Regions from separate parts of the Mus musculus genome. Here region 1 is linked to region 2. Evidence: chromatin loops called from intact Hi-C (ENCODE). Cell type or tissue: gastrocnemius. All regions are shown on one strand.

What was found. Hi-C counts contacts between places; a loop is a spot of excess contacts. Peaks named below come from ENCODE experiments on the same cell type or tissue, not always from the same donor. Only the 100,000 strongest peaks of a DNase experiment are listed, where the experiment ranks them.
Region 1: it touches region 2 in a loop (2.1-fold over the local background); 5 of 42 quality-filtered maps call a loop at or near these places.

The regions. Positions count from the first base shown.
Region 1 is chr7:46,813,119-46,821,118 of GRCm38, reverse strand. It overlaps Gtf2h1 (general transcription factor II H, polypeptide 1), which reads right to left. Exons shown (of 15, transcript NM_008186.4): 10 at 6,915-7,003; 11 at 5,702-5,819; 12 at 4,645-4,735; 13 at 4,107-4,222; 14 at 1,905-1,997. It also overlaps the pseudogene Gm9392. Among named protein-coding and RNA genes, the nearest start is that of Gtf2h1, 21 kb to the right of the region's middle. In gastrocnemius, CTCF peaks have their summits at 3,676 (motif pointing right) and 4,717; no DNase peak of the experiment used is centred here; H3K27ac peaks cover 989 bases.
Region 2 is chr7:46,890,491-46,898,490 of GRCm38, reverse strand. Tsg101 (tumor susceptibility gene 101) reads left to right here. Exons shown (of 10, transcript NM_021884.4): 8 at 5,931-6,133; 9 at 7,330-7,569. Among named protein-coding and RNA genes, the nearest start is that of Tsg101, 25 kb to the left of the region's middle. In gastrocnemius, no CTCF peak of the experiment used is centred here; no DNase peak of the experiment used is centred here.

The DNA of each region.
Region 1 (8,000 bases), 77 kb after region 2:
TTTACGGGTTAAAGACACAGAAGATGTTCCAATGATTTTGGTTGGCAATAAATGTGACTTGGAAGATGAGCGGGTAGTTGGCAAAGAACAAGGCCAGAATTTAGCAAGACAGTGGTGTAACTGTGCCTTTTTAGAGTCTTCTGCAAAGTCAAAGATCAACGTTAATGAGATATTTTATGACCTGGTCAGACAGATAAATAGAAAAACACCAGTGGAAAAGAAGAAGCCTAAAAAGAAATCATGTTTGCTGCTCTAGACCTGAAGTCAGCAGCAGCTCTGAGCCAGATTACAGAAATGAAGAACTGTTGCCTAATTGGAAAGTGCCAGCATTCCAGACTTCAAAAACGAAATCTGAAGAGGCTTCTCCTGTTTTATATATTATGTGAAGAATTTAGATCTTATATTGGTTTGCACAAGTTCCCTGGAGACAAAGTTGCTCTGTGTATATCTCTTGGAAAGAAGACATAGTATTTCTCCTTTGCAATAGCAGTTATAACAGATGTGAAATAAGATACTTGACTCTAATACAATTATACAGAAGAGCATGGATGCATTTCAAATGTTAAATGTACTACTATAATCAAATGATTTCATATTGACGTTTTTATCATGACTCCTCCCTGTCAAGCACTAAAAAATTGAACCATCATACTTTATATCTGTAATGATATAGATTATGAAATCTCCTCTCAAACTCATTGCAGCAGATAACTTTTTTGAGTCATTGACTTCATTTTATATTTAAAATTATGAAAATATCATCTGTCATTATATTCTAATTAAAATTGTGCATGATGCTTTGGAAAAATGGGTCTTTAATAGGGAAAAACTGGGATAACTGATTTCTATGGCTTTCAAAGCTAGAATATATAATATACTAAACCAACTCTAATATTGTTTTTTGTGTTTTACTGTCAGATTAAATCACAGCTTTTATGGATGATTAAATTTAAAAAAGAAAAAAGAAAAACCAGAAGGCCAGAAGAGCTGGCACTGGAGCCAAGCCTAACAGTCTGAGCTTGACCCTACATCCTACTTGGTCTGGAGAGAGAACTGACTCCTACACGTTTCTTCTGAGTGTAGCAAATACACACCTCCATCCTGCTTTAACACACTACATAAAATAGAACACAAAGAGAAGCAGTAGAATGATTCTCATAAAGGCTGGAAGGAGGCACTGCTGTGCAGCTGATAGGGCACTGAGAATATTTTCACTAACTGGCAAGTACTTTTTTTGGAACAGATCTCATTATGTAACTGGGGCTAGTGTAGTGAGAATTCTGGAATTTTGGTTTCTAAAAAAATAAAAAAAACAAACAAACAACAACAACAACAACAACACCCAAACCAACCAACCAACCAAACAAACAAAAAAACCCCAGAAATATTATAGGAATATCTTTTTGTTTTAAGTGCAAAACCTGGCTGCTCTGCCTTAGCTAACTGATTTGCCTCATGCTCTAACGGAGGCACGGTTTCACCAACTGCAGATATAGTTTCCAAGACTGTGATGTTGGAATTCTGGCAACTTTTCATATGGTATATAAATGTTTGGGAAGGCCTGAGAGGTGGGGTAGGGGTTGGCTGTGGTTTGTTAGTAGTCATGCTCAAGAAAAAAAGACACTAGATTCAGAGACCTCTATCTCTCTCTCTCCCATCTAGTGATAGGGAGTAAAATTGGGGAGAAAGGGGAGATAAAAGGGTGGGAAAAATAAGAACTCACAAAGCAGCAAAGGCCAGCTACAGATTAGCTTAAGTACACATACTTTATATACTCTTTTGAATGCAGTGAAGGTTTTAAAATGAAAAATAGCATCCTGAGCAAAGAAAAGAACAATGTACTCGCATATATGAGAACAAAGTTAATTTCATCATTCAGAAAGAGGCAGACAACTGGGGCTTACATTTGTGCTTAAATACTGCCTCCGAATCTTTTCTTGGAATGGGCAGAGCTTTGTAACTTGGAACCGTTCCAAATTACTCTTCATTTTCACTACCTAAAAAAGATGAGAAACAATGAATTACAGAGAAATTGTAAAGAACCTGCAGGAACTGAGAGAAAGACTGTCTTCTAAGAGGTGACTTCTGTTAAAATGTGTGTATTTCACTACTATCACTCATCTTTATGCTTATAATTTATGTCCCACATATTTAGTCATGTGAACATAAACCTTTGCAAGGAATCCGTTCATACCACTTTAACATGAACATCTTTTATTCAGTAGATAATTGTCTCAATCCCTGTCGTAATTACGTGAGCATAAACACACGCAGAGGCGGTTCACACTGTTTTAAAACTTCTCTTCATGTGAACATCTTTTACTCAGTAAGTACTTGTCTCAGTCACCATTTTAAATGGCCACACAATGTTTGACTTTTGTGTCTAAACCATGCTTTCTCAGCCAGTTCTCTTGGGTATTTGAGCCTTTTCTGTCCCCCCCACGGCCCCCCCCTCCCCAGGGTTTCTCTGTGTAGCCCTGGCTGTCCTGGAACACTCTGTAAACCAGGCTGGCCTCAAACTCACTTTTTTCTACTGATTTAATCTTACATGATAGCATAGGAACAATTTCTCTAGCTAAACATTTATACATACTTTAATTTCCTTAATGTAAGTTTTTATTATTTACTTCGTGAAAATGTATTTTTTTTACACATGTAAGTGTTTTGCCTGCGGGTATGCTATGTGTGCCTTTTGTCCTCTGTTGGAACTAGAGTTATAAGTGATTACAAGCCACCATATGAGTGCTGGGAACCAAACTCAGATGCTCTGCAAGAATAACTGCTCTCAACTGCTGAGCCATCTTTTCAGGTCCAACTTTAAGGCAATTGTTTTTTTCAAGACAAGTTTTCTCTGTGTAGCTCTGGCTGTCCTGATACTTGCCCTGGAGACCAGGCTGGCCTCGAACTCATTGAGATCCACCTAACTCTGTCTCCCAAGTGGTGGGATTAAAGGTATTTGGCCCTATTACCTGGCACTTTAAAACAAAATTTGAAATGAGTTTGCTATATATATTTATTTAGGATAGGGTCTCACTACATATAACCCTGGATGCCTTGAACTTCCTATGTCAACCAGGTTATCTTCAAATTCAGAGTTCTGGAGTTAAAGGCTTGCGTCACCATTCCCAGCTGATGTTTACATCTTGAACTCAAGGTTTTATCTCCTCTGTTTGATTTTGACTCCAGCCTGCTTGTTTCTTGTATTCTCTAGAGTGCTGCTTGTTAGGTCCCCTGACTACTGTTTTTACTCTGTTCTCCCTCTTCTGCTGCTGAGTGAGTCCTGGACTTCGAGCATACTAAACACATGCTCTGCCGCCAGCTTCACCACCTGCCCCGTCTTTTCCTTAATATTTGCTCAAGGAGCAATGTATACAAGGAAGCTAGTATTGCTACTGATGCTATAAATATTTTTGTTAACTGCTCTTTAATAGGCAACAGGAGTTTTAAACTTCAGACATTTCATGCTAGAGCTTGGGACGAAATTTAGTGGTAAAAGACTTGTGTGGTATCTCTGGGGTTAACCCTAGGACTACAAAAAGAAGAAAAAAAATCTAGTGCTGTTTGATGTCAGTCTTTATTTGTTGGTTTTTATTTTTTATTTATTTATTTTTAAAAATTTATTTATTTATTATATGTAAGTACACTGTAGCTGTCTTCAGACACTCCAGAAGAGGGCATCAGATCCCACTACAAATGGTTGTGAGCCACCATGTGGTTGCTGGGATTTTTGAACTCAGGACCTTTGGAAGAGCAGTCGGTGCTCTTAACCGCTGAGCCATCTCTCCAGCCCCCTATTTTTTATTTTTATTTGTGATTTTAATCAATAAAAAATGTATCAAATAAACAGCAAGCTGAGTCTGTTTTCCAATTGTTTATGGTCTAGACGTAGAGTGGCTAAACTGTATGCTCAGAGTTAGACAATTGCCATGTCTCAATTTCCTAATCTACGAAATGGGAATTATGACTAATACCTTCTCCATAAAGACACAGGGAGGCTTACGTGATGTATGGATGCCTAACAGTCATCCTAAGCTGGCCCAAGGTAATGCATGTTCACCTCTCGGCCACTACCACAGCAGCTGGTTGTAATTACAATCAGTTCTAACCTTTTCTTCTAGGAATGGTGTATTAACAGGAAAGCAAGACCAAAAATGCCGCAGAAGTTCCCCAACAGCCACATACAAGTGTTTCAATTCAGACTGAATATCGTTTGGCACCATCTCTGCAAAAAGAAGAAGAGAGCCGTAAGGCAACAGCTACTCCCAGTCCTAAAAATGACCACTCCAGGTGCTGAATGTAAAGTTCAGCAGAGCAGTGTATGCACAACTTGAAGGAGGTCAAACTTTCACCAAAATATCCCAACCCGTTAAGGAAAAAGTAATACAGTACTGGGAGGTGTCTCATGGATACAGACGCTTACTGCCAAGCCTGGCAACCTGAACCCAGGAACTTACAGAGAGGAGAGAACTGACTCTTCCTGAGTCATATGCCACCACCTCCACATGTGCCATGGCACTCTGACAATTTCCTCACCCCCAATAAAGAAATGTAACAATTCAAAAGACAAGCCAGCACAGCCTTAGCATTTCTTTAGCACTAACTGAAGCAAAGAGGAAAAGGGAAAGAAGGTGGCCCACCACGTACGGTTTACGGCTTGCTGTGTCCCTCCCTGCATAAGAGCTCCTCCAGGTGACAGGGCTGTGATGGTGCTACTAGCAGCACTGCTTGAGAGAACCTGCAAGAAAGGAGTCAAGAACTGACTGACCTCCCTTTCAGCATCTGCCTCAACAGTTGTTCTACTCCCATGCAAATACACTATGCACAGCAACCAGAATGAACGACATTTCTTGAGGCTAGAAATAGTCTGTGTAGAAAACCCATCTGCCAGGAATATAGCAGACCCCATAACAGAACCTTAAAAACAAACAAGCAAAAAATTCAGGTTCCCTGGAGCTGAGTTACAAGTGGCTGTGAAACCCACTGTGGGTTCTGGGAGCCAAGTGTGAGTCTTTTGAAACAAGAACAGCATAAAGTGCTAGTTTCTGAACCACCTAACCTCTCTGCCTGCTACGATTCTGACTTCTGAGGCTTTAGTTAACTATGGTCTGACATTACTAAACAGTAATGTAAGTAAGTAAGTAAGATACTTCTGTTTGTAAAGACGCTGCTGCCAAGCTTGACAACCTGAATCCAATCCCTGGGACCCACATGGTAGACAGAGCCAAGCTGTCCTATACGCTTGCAGTTCTGCAACTGCTCTGGCTCTCAGTTTCCTAATCTATGGGTCTGAGTTTTATAGACGCAACTACTTACATACAGCTCCTAGTACACTATACATTTTCCCAAAAATGGCCCCACAAAACCCAGTATAAAAAGCAACAAATGAGCCAGGCAGTGGTGGTGCACGCCTTTAACACCAGTGCTTGGGAGACAAAGGCAGGCAGATTTCTAAGTTCGCCAGCCTGGTCTACAAAGTGAGTTCCAGGACAGCCAGGACTACACAGAGAAACCCTGTCTCAAAAAACCAAACCAAAACAAAACAAAAAAACCCCCAAAACCAAAAAAAACAAAAACCAAACAAATAAACAAACAAAAAAAACCCCCACAACAAATATTCAGCCATACAGTTCAACTGGCTATGCTTACAACCTGAGGTAGTGGCTACAAGAACTCTGGCCGTAAAACAGTAGAAGTCACTTACCTGAGTTAACTTGGGTGTGTAAGCTTCCATTTCTTGTCTAATACTTTGAAAAGAGTTAATAATGTCCTGACTTGTTGCATACTGCAGTGACTGAATTGGAGTAGGACCATGGTAATACCTAGGTATCAGCACAGAAGTAACCAATTATATATATATATATATAAAATCTGCCTTTCAAATATTTTTGTATCAACAAAACATTCCCTTACAGCAAAAAGAAATTTCCCGTTTGAGTTTTACTTTTTAAAAGAACTATTTATTTTATGTATATGAGTATACCATCACTGTCCTCAGACACACCAGAACAGGGCATCGGATCCCATTACAAATGATTGTGAGCCACCATGTGGGCACTGGGAATTGAACCCAGGTCCTCTGGAGGAGCAACCAGTGCTCTTAACCACTGAGCCATCTCTCCAGTCCCAGCTCTATTTTCACTGTTAGTTCTATACTATGTGGTTGTGGGCAGGTATGTGCATGTGGGTGCAGGTGCTTGTAGAACCCAAATGTTGGATCCTTGGAACTGACATTCCAGGTGGTTGAGTCACTTTTGGGTGTTTGAAATCAAACTAGGGTTCTTTGCAAGAGCAACATGAGTTGTCACTGAGCCATCTCTCCAGCTCTTGTAATTTAATTTCTATAAATGGCAGTAAGAAAGAAACAGCATGAAAATTCAAAATTTGAGCCTGTGAGATAGCTCAGTGGGTAAAGGACCTGCTGCCAAATGTGATGACTTGAGTTGGGTCCCAAGTGGAAGGAGGAAACTGATCCTAAGCTGACCCTGACTTTCACACTTGCTGTGATACATAAATATACACCGTGTAATAAAAATTAAGTTTCCTTGACCTTAATCATTTAGGATGTATTCCAGGTATGTATAAAGTTGAAAAAAAGAGATTTATTTTATTAGTGTTTTGCCTGTATATCTATCTGCACCACATGTGCCTGGTGTCAGGAGGGAGCTGGATCCCCTGGAATTTGAGTTCTGAATGAGTCTTATTATTAGCTCAGGCTAGCCTTAAATTTGCTGTACAACTGAGGACATCCTTGAACTACTGCTTCTACTTAAGTCACGGTCTCATACAATTACATCAAGTTCTTTAATAAAGCAAACTTTTAAAGCACTTTATGGCAACAAACTGACTTCAGACTGGCAGAGTACACTCTGCAATGATTGTTGCATAAGTGTTTCGCTTCCATCAGCCAAACTAACCTGTCTGACTTCTTGAGATTCAGTGCAATCGTTTTCACAGAATTGTTGTTTCCCAAGTCTTCATATTCAATGGACTCCTGCAACTTTGCCTGCAATTAATGATATGGTATTTTTGTTAGAAACTAACTGAAATTTCAGAGCATAAAAAATAAAGCCCGTCTACCATGGTTAAGCCAGTATTTCACCAATAACCAACATGAAGTAAGTACTGGTTCCTACATTTTGGTCATACCAGTTATTACATCTAAAAAGTTTTTTGAGACAAAGTCTCTCTGTGTAGTCCTGGCTGTCCTGGATCCCTCTGTAGACCAGGCTGGTTCTGAATTCAGAGACCCACCTGCCTCTGCCTTCTGAGTGCTACAATAAAGGGCATGGGCCACCATACTTGGACTTTAAAAAAAAAACAACAAAAACGAGTGATAAGTAGTTTATGAGACATAGCCTTTTTTTCCCCTACTTGGTTTTTCGAGACAGGGTTTCTCTGTATAGCCCTGACTGTCCTGGAACTCACTCTGTAGACCAGGCAGGCCTCGAACTCAGAAATCCGCCTGCCTCTGCCTCCCTAGTGCTGGGATTAAAGGCATGTGCCACCATTCCCGGTTGAGACATAGACTTTTGATCCTTCTATCTGTTTGCTAAAGGCATTATAGGCATACACTACGATATCTGATGCTGTGAGCTTTTTGAAGTAATGTAGACATTCTCTATTTTTAATTGGGCCATATATATCCTGCTACAACAAGCTGAAGATACAGAATACTGAAACGTGTTTTTAATCCCGATAAAGCTATCACAAAAATAAGATTAGGTTCATTTTATGGTTTGGTGCTGGGGAACTGAACCTAGCCCCCTGTGAATCTTCAGTTAAGCTATTTACCACTAAGCTATATCCTATTAGTTTTTTACAAAGTAACACTAGCCACACAAACCTCATCTATGTTACAGACATTACCCCTCCTTTCCTTAAATGTAGAAATGGAAGAGTATAAACTTTAAAGTTTTCTTATGTACTGCTGACAGGCATCTAAGTAAGTATCCTTTCTATAAATAGGGAGAAGAGACTTAATGAAATGAAGTAAAGAGCAA
Region 2 (8,000 bases):
CTTATTTCTTAGATAAAACTGTGGTATTATCCTCTGATCTCATTTGTGAAGACTTAAACATTTGTTACATTTGTTTGTGTATGTATATTCTCAGCACTAGTGTGCTCAGAAGACAAGTTTGGGGAATCTGTTCTTTCCTTCTACCACTGGGTCCAGGGATTGAACTCAGGTTATTCGGTTATTGGGCCTATTAGCTTACCTTTTGCCCATAAAAGTCTTGTAATTCACTTCAGAACATTAGTTTTGAAGAATTTTATAGCTTAGAAATTTTCCATTTATCCTCAAAATGAGCTTTTGTGGAAAATGATACATTTAAAGTTAGATTTGACTTGAGATTTGAAGAGTAGCCACATCAGCTAATACTTACCATGGTTTATAAAAACAGATCACCTGTGACCCAATGGTTTCAGTCATGACTGCAGAGCAGCTGCTCTGTGGTTGCCTGCACAAGACTGGACCTGACAATAACACACTAGTAGGTAGTGGTCTATTGAGTCCTTAGCCTCCTGCTAAACTATTGGCTATTTTTGAAAATTGAGGATTTTGAGTAAGTGGAGTCTCCTGTGGTGTGTTGTTGGTAGCTTTCTTCACTTTGCTTTACTGTGATCACATAAGGTTTTTGGTTTTTGGTTTTTTGTTTTTTTGAGCTAGAGCCTATTGCTTACATAAAGCTGGCACACTGTCAAACCTGAGCCCATCTAAGAGCCCTCATTAGCACCCTGCCAAGTACCATACATGAAGATTCTGTGTATGCAGTTGTTTGGAAGGTTTGCTCCTATGTCAGAAACTGACCTTTCATGTTGTTGTTATATAAAAAAGTAATCCTCGTGGTTTGACCTACTTTTGAGCAGATAGTTTGTGATAACTCAGGCTCCATGGTTGCTGTACAGTGACTAGTGTCTTCACTTACCCTTGGCTTTGTTTCCAGCAGGTTCTGCCTACTGTCAGTTCCAGTCTAAAAGTATTATTTGTCTTTTTTTTTAAACATGTATGTATGTATGTATGTATGTTCCTGTGTGTATGCTTTCATATGTGTATACAGATGTATGAAGGAAGACTAGAGATCGGCTTGGGTGTCTTCAATTTATACTCTACTTTTTGAGAAAAGGTTGAGAGCCAGTTTTGTGGACCAGGGGTTAAGGGTTAAAACTCAGAAAAGTCAGGGCAGAGATAATCAATCAGTGGTTAAGAGCACTGGTTGTTCTTCCAGAGGACCCAGGATTCATTCTCAGCACACATGTGTGGCTCACAACTGTCTGTAACTCAAGTTCCGGGAAATCTCACATCCTCTTCTGGCCTCTGCAGACAAAACACCTATACTCATAAAATTTAAAACATAGAATAATAAAATATTAGAAAAGCTACCGTTTATCATGTTTTCTGATAGGCTAATGATAGATTCACTCACTATGAATAATCATTCAATATGAAATGGTGTCTTTTATAGGAACTAGAGGTCAGTAAGTACTGTCAGAGAGCTTGGTGAGGTCATTTCATTTATCGTATGTTAAGGTGATTGCAAGACTGACCTAATTACTTGATGAGTTTTCTGTTCCCTAACACTGGGAAAATTATGTCTTATTTTCTAAGGGTTAAATTTGGTGATGGATACCATCTGACATGTTTTGAGCAGATATTAAAGTTTTGTAGAGAGAATTGCGTGTACTGTGTGGAAGCATCACCTACAATAAAAAGCCAATGGCCTGTTAATTGAGGCAGGAAATAAGAGGTGGGTGTTCTGATAGGGAGAGAGGAACTCTGAGATAGAGTCCGGCATGGGAAGATGACCACGATCTCTGCAGGGACAGATGCATGAAACTGAGGAGTCACCATCCATGTGGCACTCACAGAATAGAATAAAGGGGTTAATTAAGGAGTTAGTCAGGAAGCAAGCCCAAGTTCATGGCCTAGGCATTTATTCATAAAGAGTTTACTCTCAGATTCATTATTTGAGAATTGGGGGCACTGGTAGAAAAGCCCATAGTTACAAAGTTTTTGACCTTTTTCACTCCACAGTTCTGAAATCTACTTCTGCTTGCTTGGGTAATTGTCATTGTGTGGGGACTTGATATAACAGATTTGCTCAGTATATAGTAGATATGGAGAATATGGGATTTCTCTTCAGTCACTTAACAAATAGTGTGATGTCTAAAAGCTTAGACTCTTAAAGCAGTTCTTCTCTCGTGTTTCAGTGGAAAGCAGCTCACTGAATTTTGGATTAAAATTCAGAATGTTTGGGATTTTTTAAGATTATTTTCATTCATATGAGGGAACAGAGGCCCTTGGGCTGGAGGCACAGGTGGCTGTGGACTGCCACATCAGTCCCGAGAATTGAACCTAGATTTCATGTAAGGGCAGTGAGTTTTCCAAACCCCTGAGCTGTCTCTCCTGCCCCATCATTTCTACTACTTCAAAAACCCTGGGATTTTCCATTTCAGATTGTTTTGATTTTTGATATAGGGGTACCATGTTGGCCTCGAACTCACAGACACCTGTCTGCTTCCCAAGTGCTTTTTTCCTTCCTTTCTTTTTTCCTTTCTTCCTTTCTCTCTCTCTCTCTCTCTCTCTCTCTTTCTCTCTCTCTCTCTCTTTCTTTCTTTCTTTCTTTCTTTCTGGCAGGTGAAGGGTAAAGACAGGGTTTTTCTGTGTAGTCCTGTCTCTCCTGGAACTCACTCTGAAGACCAGGCTGACCTCAGACTCAAGAGAGATCCACTTGCCTCTGCTTCCCAAGTGCCAGAATTAAAGGCCTGTGCCACCACTGTCTGGCTCACTTCCTCTTTCTTGATAGTCTAGTTTCCATATGTGAGAGAAAACGTGACGTGTACGTGTGTGTGTGTGTGTGTGTGTGTGTGTAATACCTTCTATAACACTTTTTTCTTAACCTAGGCTTATTGCATAACCTTATTTAAGGCTTTGTTTTACTTTTTATGTATTATTTTATTTTGTATGTACCATGTATATGTAGGTACCTGTGGAGGCCAGAAGCAGACATGGAAACTCCTGGAAATGGGCTTAGAGGTGCCCAGGAGCCACCTGATATGGGTACTGGGAACCAAACTTGTGCAATGTGGCTAGGATGTCTGCCACCATGCCTAGTTCGAAAGCTAGCAGGGATCCACCCAGGGGTAAGCCAGGCAAGCACCCTTATCGGCTGCGCTATCATATTAGCTACTTTCCTAGTAACTGAACAGGGGGCCTGACAAAGTGAATGTAAGGTATAGTTACCTCATAGTTTGGGGGTAGTGTCCATCTTGCCGGGGAAATCAGGGTAGTGAGAATATGGGGACAGATGGTCACATTGCATCTGCAGCCAAGCAGCTCGTTATTCAGCCAAGGACCCTAACCCATGGAGTGGTGGCACTCACATTTAGGTCTTCCCACCTTAGCTGACCTAATCTAGATTAACCAGGAGAGCTACATCCACGGTTCCGTTGGAATTAGCCTCCCACAGACTTTATAGATGCTACGTAAACTAGAGTGGACAGGGACTTCCTTATGTTCTATGGGCTGTCTACTCTCTTGCGCAGAACTTTTTTAATTTGATGCAGTCCCATTTGTCAGGTGGTATTAACTGAGCTGTTGAGATCAGATTCAGAAAGTCACTGGGTACTCCTGGACCTTTAAGTCTTTCCTCAATATGCTGTTATGCTGTTGGAAATTCCAGAGTTTAGAGTCTTAAAGTCTTTGATTCTGTTTATTAGATTTTTTTCAGATAAGAGATAGGTACCTAATTTCGGTCTTCTACATTGGAAGTTTTGGGTTTTCATGACTTTCATCTTTAGTAAAAATCACATGGTAGAATACTTGAGCTTATTTCTGGCTTCTCCACTTTGTTCCATTATTCTGCATGCCCCTGGCTTTATAGTATGACTTGAAATGTGTGATGCCAGCATTGTATTTATGCTCAGGATGCTGTGGGCTTCTTGTGGTCTTTTGTATTTCTATATGGACCTTATGGAGAATGCCCTTGACCTAGTTTATAAGAACTATATAAATTCTAAAACTAAATGTGTATTCTTTAGGGATTTGAATTTAACATCAGTGTGACATGATCCATTAGACCAGATAAGGTGACTTTAACCAAATGTGTTGGTGCGCTTGTGTATGGAAAGCTCACATAAAAAGACCCTTAAGTTTTGTTGTTCAGATAACTTCTACAACACGGATAAATGAAACGGGGAGTGCTGCTGTTATCATCTGGGTACCTGATCATGGGGACAACAGCATTTTGCATCAGATAAACATAATAGAATTTCATATGGGTTATTGTAGACTGGGGTCTTTTAAAGACAAGTATAAACTCTATTCCTTATGTATCTTTGTCAGAATGGGCACATAGTAAGATCATCATCTTCGCTGGTCTTCTGATCTCTTGTAGGAAGTATCCCCTTTTAGGTGATGCGTGTTTTTTTTGCTTTGTGTGAGTCTGTGTGCACCAAGAGCAGATAGGAGCTCAGAGGGCAGATGGCCTGAAACTGAAGGTACAGGCACTCTGAGCTGCCATGTGTATGCTGGGAACTGAACATGGAGCCACTATAAGAGAAGGAAGTGTTCTTAACCATTGAACCATCTCTCCAGTCCCTCTTCCTTTTTGTCTTGTTTTGTTTTGGGGGGCAGGCTTTTTTGTTTGTATTTTATTTATTGTTATTAGGCTGAATGTCACAACATCTGACAGTTTAAGATTCCACAGAGAACTCCATGCTTTTGCTACTGAAAGACTGACGCACCTAAAAACTGAAGGTCTAGCGATTCCAAGCCTTCTGTGAGCACAGTCATTTACTTTCTACCCTCCCTCTTCCTTTTTTTTTTTTTTGATTTTTTGAGACAGGGTTTCTCTGTGTAGCCCTGGCTGTCCTGGAACTCACTCTGTGGACCAGGCTGGCCTCAAACTCAGAAATCCACCTGCCTCTGCCTCCCAAGTGCTGGGATTAAAGGTGTGCGCCACCACTGCCTGGCCCCCTCTTCCTTTTTAAAAACTACTTTATTAATTAGTACAGTGTAAGTAACCAGAGATTTTAATATGGCCTTTATCTTGTCTGGATGACGGAATAGTTAGGCCCTATTATTGTCATCATCATCATTATGGTTATTATTATACTTATTTATTTGTGTGTGTGTGTGTGTGTGTGTGTGTGTGTGTGTGTGTGTGTGTGTGTTTATGTCACGCGTGTGCTGATGCCCAGGTGCCCGTGGTGACCAGAAGAGGGTGTCAGATACCATGTAACTGGAGTTACAGGATTTTGTGAGCTTCCTGATTATGGGCACTTATAACCACAGAGCTGTTTCTCCCAACTCCTGAACAGTTAGTCAGAATGAGTCTATGAACGGGGCTTGTGGAATACATCTCTTTGATAGCAGCTGAAAAAATGTCTCCTACCCGTCTTGAATGGTGAAGTCTCTGTCTCTCTCTATTTCTCTGTCTCTGTTTGCCTGACTGCCTGTCTCCACCCCCACCCCACCCCCGTGTGTGTGTGTGTCTGTGTGTGTATGTGTGTGTGAGAGAGAGAGAGAAGGGGTGGGTGAGAGTTTGATGGTTCTCATTTTCACTTGTTGAATCAGGATCTCTCTTGGTTCTACTGCTGGCCTATAGACTTCCATGCAGTTCAGTTGCTGCCTCCTATCTCAAGACAAGAGTGTTGGATGAGGGCTGCTGCATCAGGCTTTTTACTTGGGTTCCAGAAATTGAACTAGGGTTGTCCGCTTATGGTATGTGCTCAGTGGTCTTAATTAAGTTTAGCAGTTCCAAGTGCGTCTTCAGTTCTAGCGTTCTGTAGAAGGATTGACACAACTCTTCAAACTATAATCAGCTGCTTACAGCAAAAGGATACAGATTATAATTGGCTAAGTGTTTGTGAGGAAGTCCAAGGGTTCTGAATGGCGAACACCTACCTGAGCCTTCATGTCCAGAGTTTGTGCATTATCTCCTGCAGGTCCCAGCAGAGATGGCACAATCAGTGAGGACACTATCCGTGCATCTCTCATCTCAGCAGTCAGTGACAAACTGAGATGGCGGATGAAGGAGGAAATGGATGGTGCCCAGGCAGAGCTTAATGCCTTGAAACGAACAGAGGAAGATCTGAAAAAAGGCCACCAGAAACTGGAAGAGATGGTCACCCGCTTAGATCAAGAAGTAGTAAGTAAGCCGGGCGTGGTGGCACACGCCTTTAATCCCCGCACTCGAGAAGCAGAGGCAGGCGGATTTCTGAGTTCGAGGCCAGCCTGGTCTACAGAGTGAGTTCCAGGACAGCCAGGGCTACACAGAGAAACCCCATCTCGAAAGAAAAAAAAACAAAAACAAAAAGTAGTAATGCACTGAAAACATCGTGGGTTGAATTACAGCTAAGGCAAAGGGTTCTGTGCAAACCTTGATGTTGTAAAGTAAAAGTTCAGTGAACAGTAGTTGTCTTCAGGTATGTGAACAGAGCTCTCTAAGCAGGATTGCTGGAATGTACCTATAATCTCAGTTCTCAGGAGCTGAGGCAGGTCATCAGTTAGAGGAAATACTATAGCCATAAGGTCTCAAGTGCAGCCTCATTGATCTTCCACTGGAAAGTGCTATCTAGAATACTGCACTTCTTCCAGGGTGAATTGCTGCCACTTCACAGGGAATATGAATTACAGAGTTCTGTGAATGGCAAACACACTTGGACCTTGAACTATACACTTAAGAGAGAATTGTATTTCTAAGCATTTAAGTCAGTATTAGAAGTGCCTTTCAGGGACATGGAGAGATGGTTTAGTGGTTAAGTGTCCAGCACCCATATCGGGGTACACACACGCACACACACACACTCACACTCTAATAAAAATGTGGCTCAGCAGCTTCTTGGTTTTGTCATCCAGAGACATCTGAGGGCCTGAGAGCTTCAAATCAATACAGCCTGTGCCCCTTCCCTCTCCAGGCTTTCTCTCTGTGTGTGTATAAAATGAGCATCATAATAGCCAACCATTTCAGTTTAAGAATGTAGTGCCGATGTAATGCAGAGCCTGCAGCCACCACCTGCAATGCGTTGTAGCTCTGAAAATCAAATCCTTCCCATAGATGGGAGGAATTTCTCCTATGGGAATTTCTTGTTTCATGATTGTCCATGGGGAGAGACTTTATTTTGGACTGTGTCTGGCAGTCCAGTTGGCAGTACCATGTATCTCTTTCACAATTACTTTCATTTTGGGGAATTTTCGTCATTCCTTCCCACATTCCACCAATATATTATTGGAAGTATTAGTCCGATGCTCCAAATACCGTCTGAGGTTGAGTTGTAGATGTGTCATAGCAAATAATCGTGTACAAATCAGTATAAAGTTATGCATGGACTGTTCTGTTTTCAGGCTGAAGTTGATAAAAACATAGAACTTTTGAAAAAGAAGGATGAAGAACTAAGTTCTGCTCTGGAGAAAATGGAAAATCAATCTGAAAATAATGATATTGATGAAGTTATCATTCCCACAGCCCCACTGTATAAACAGATTCTAAATCTGTATGCAGAGGAAAATGCTATTGAAGACACTATCTTTTACCTTGGAGAAGCTTTGCGGCGGGGAGTCATAGACCTGGATGTGTTCCTGAAAGTAAGTACCCTTCCTTCAGCTGCCAGGGCTTTGGGATCTGCTGCAGATTCAGTCACACCACCTACATTTGAGCTTATTGCCCACCCCCATTTTGTTTTGTTTTTAGTCCCATAATGGTCTTAGAGTTGGATAATTTTAGATTAGTTTTCCCAGATCAGATAGTTCTAGAAAGAAGTGGGTACCCTTTTTAATGCAGGTTATCTCTGGCTTGCTAATAGTGTACAGCCCGAAGTCTTAGTAAGCTTTGCTTATTGCCCAAGGAGAATATGGTTTTAGGAATAATAACCAGATACTCAGTATATTTGACCTCATTCCTGGTGAGAACACTCAGGTGAGTGGCTAAACCTTGTGCCTTGGATCTAATGTAAGCAGTGTGAGTGGCCGAGCGTACACTAGTGATCACAAAGAAGGTTCTACCACTGCCTTCTGGC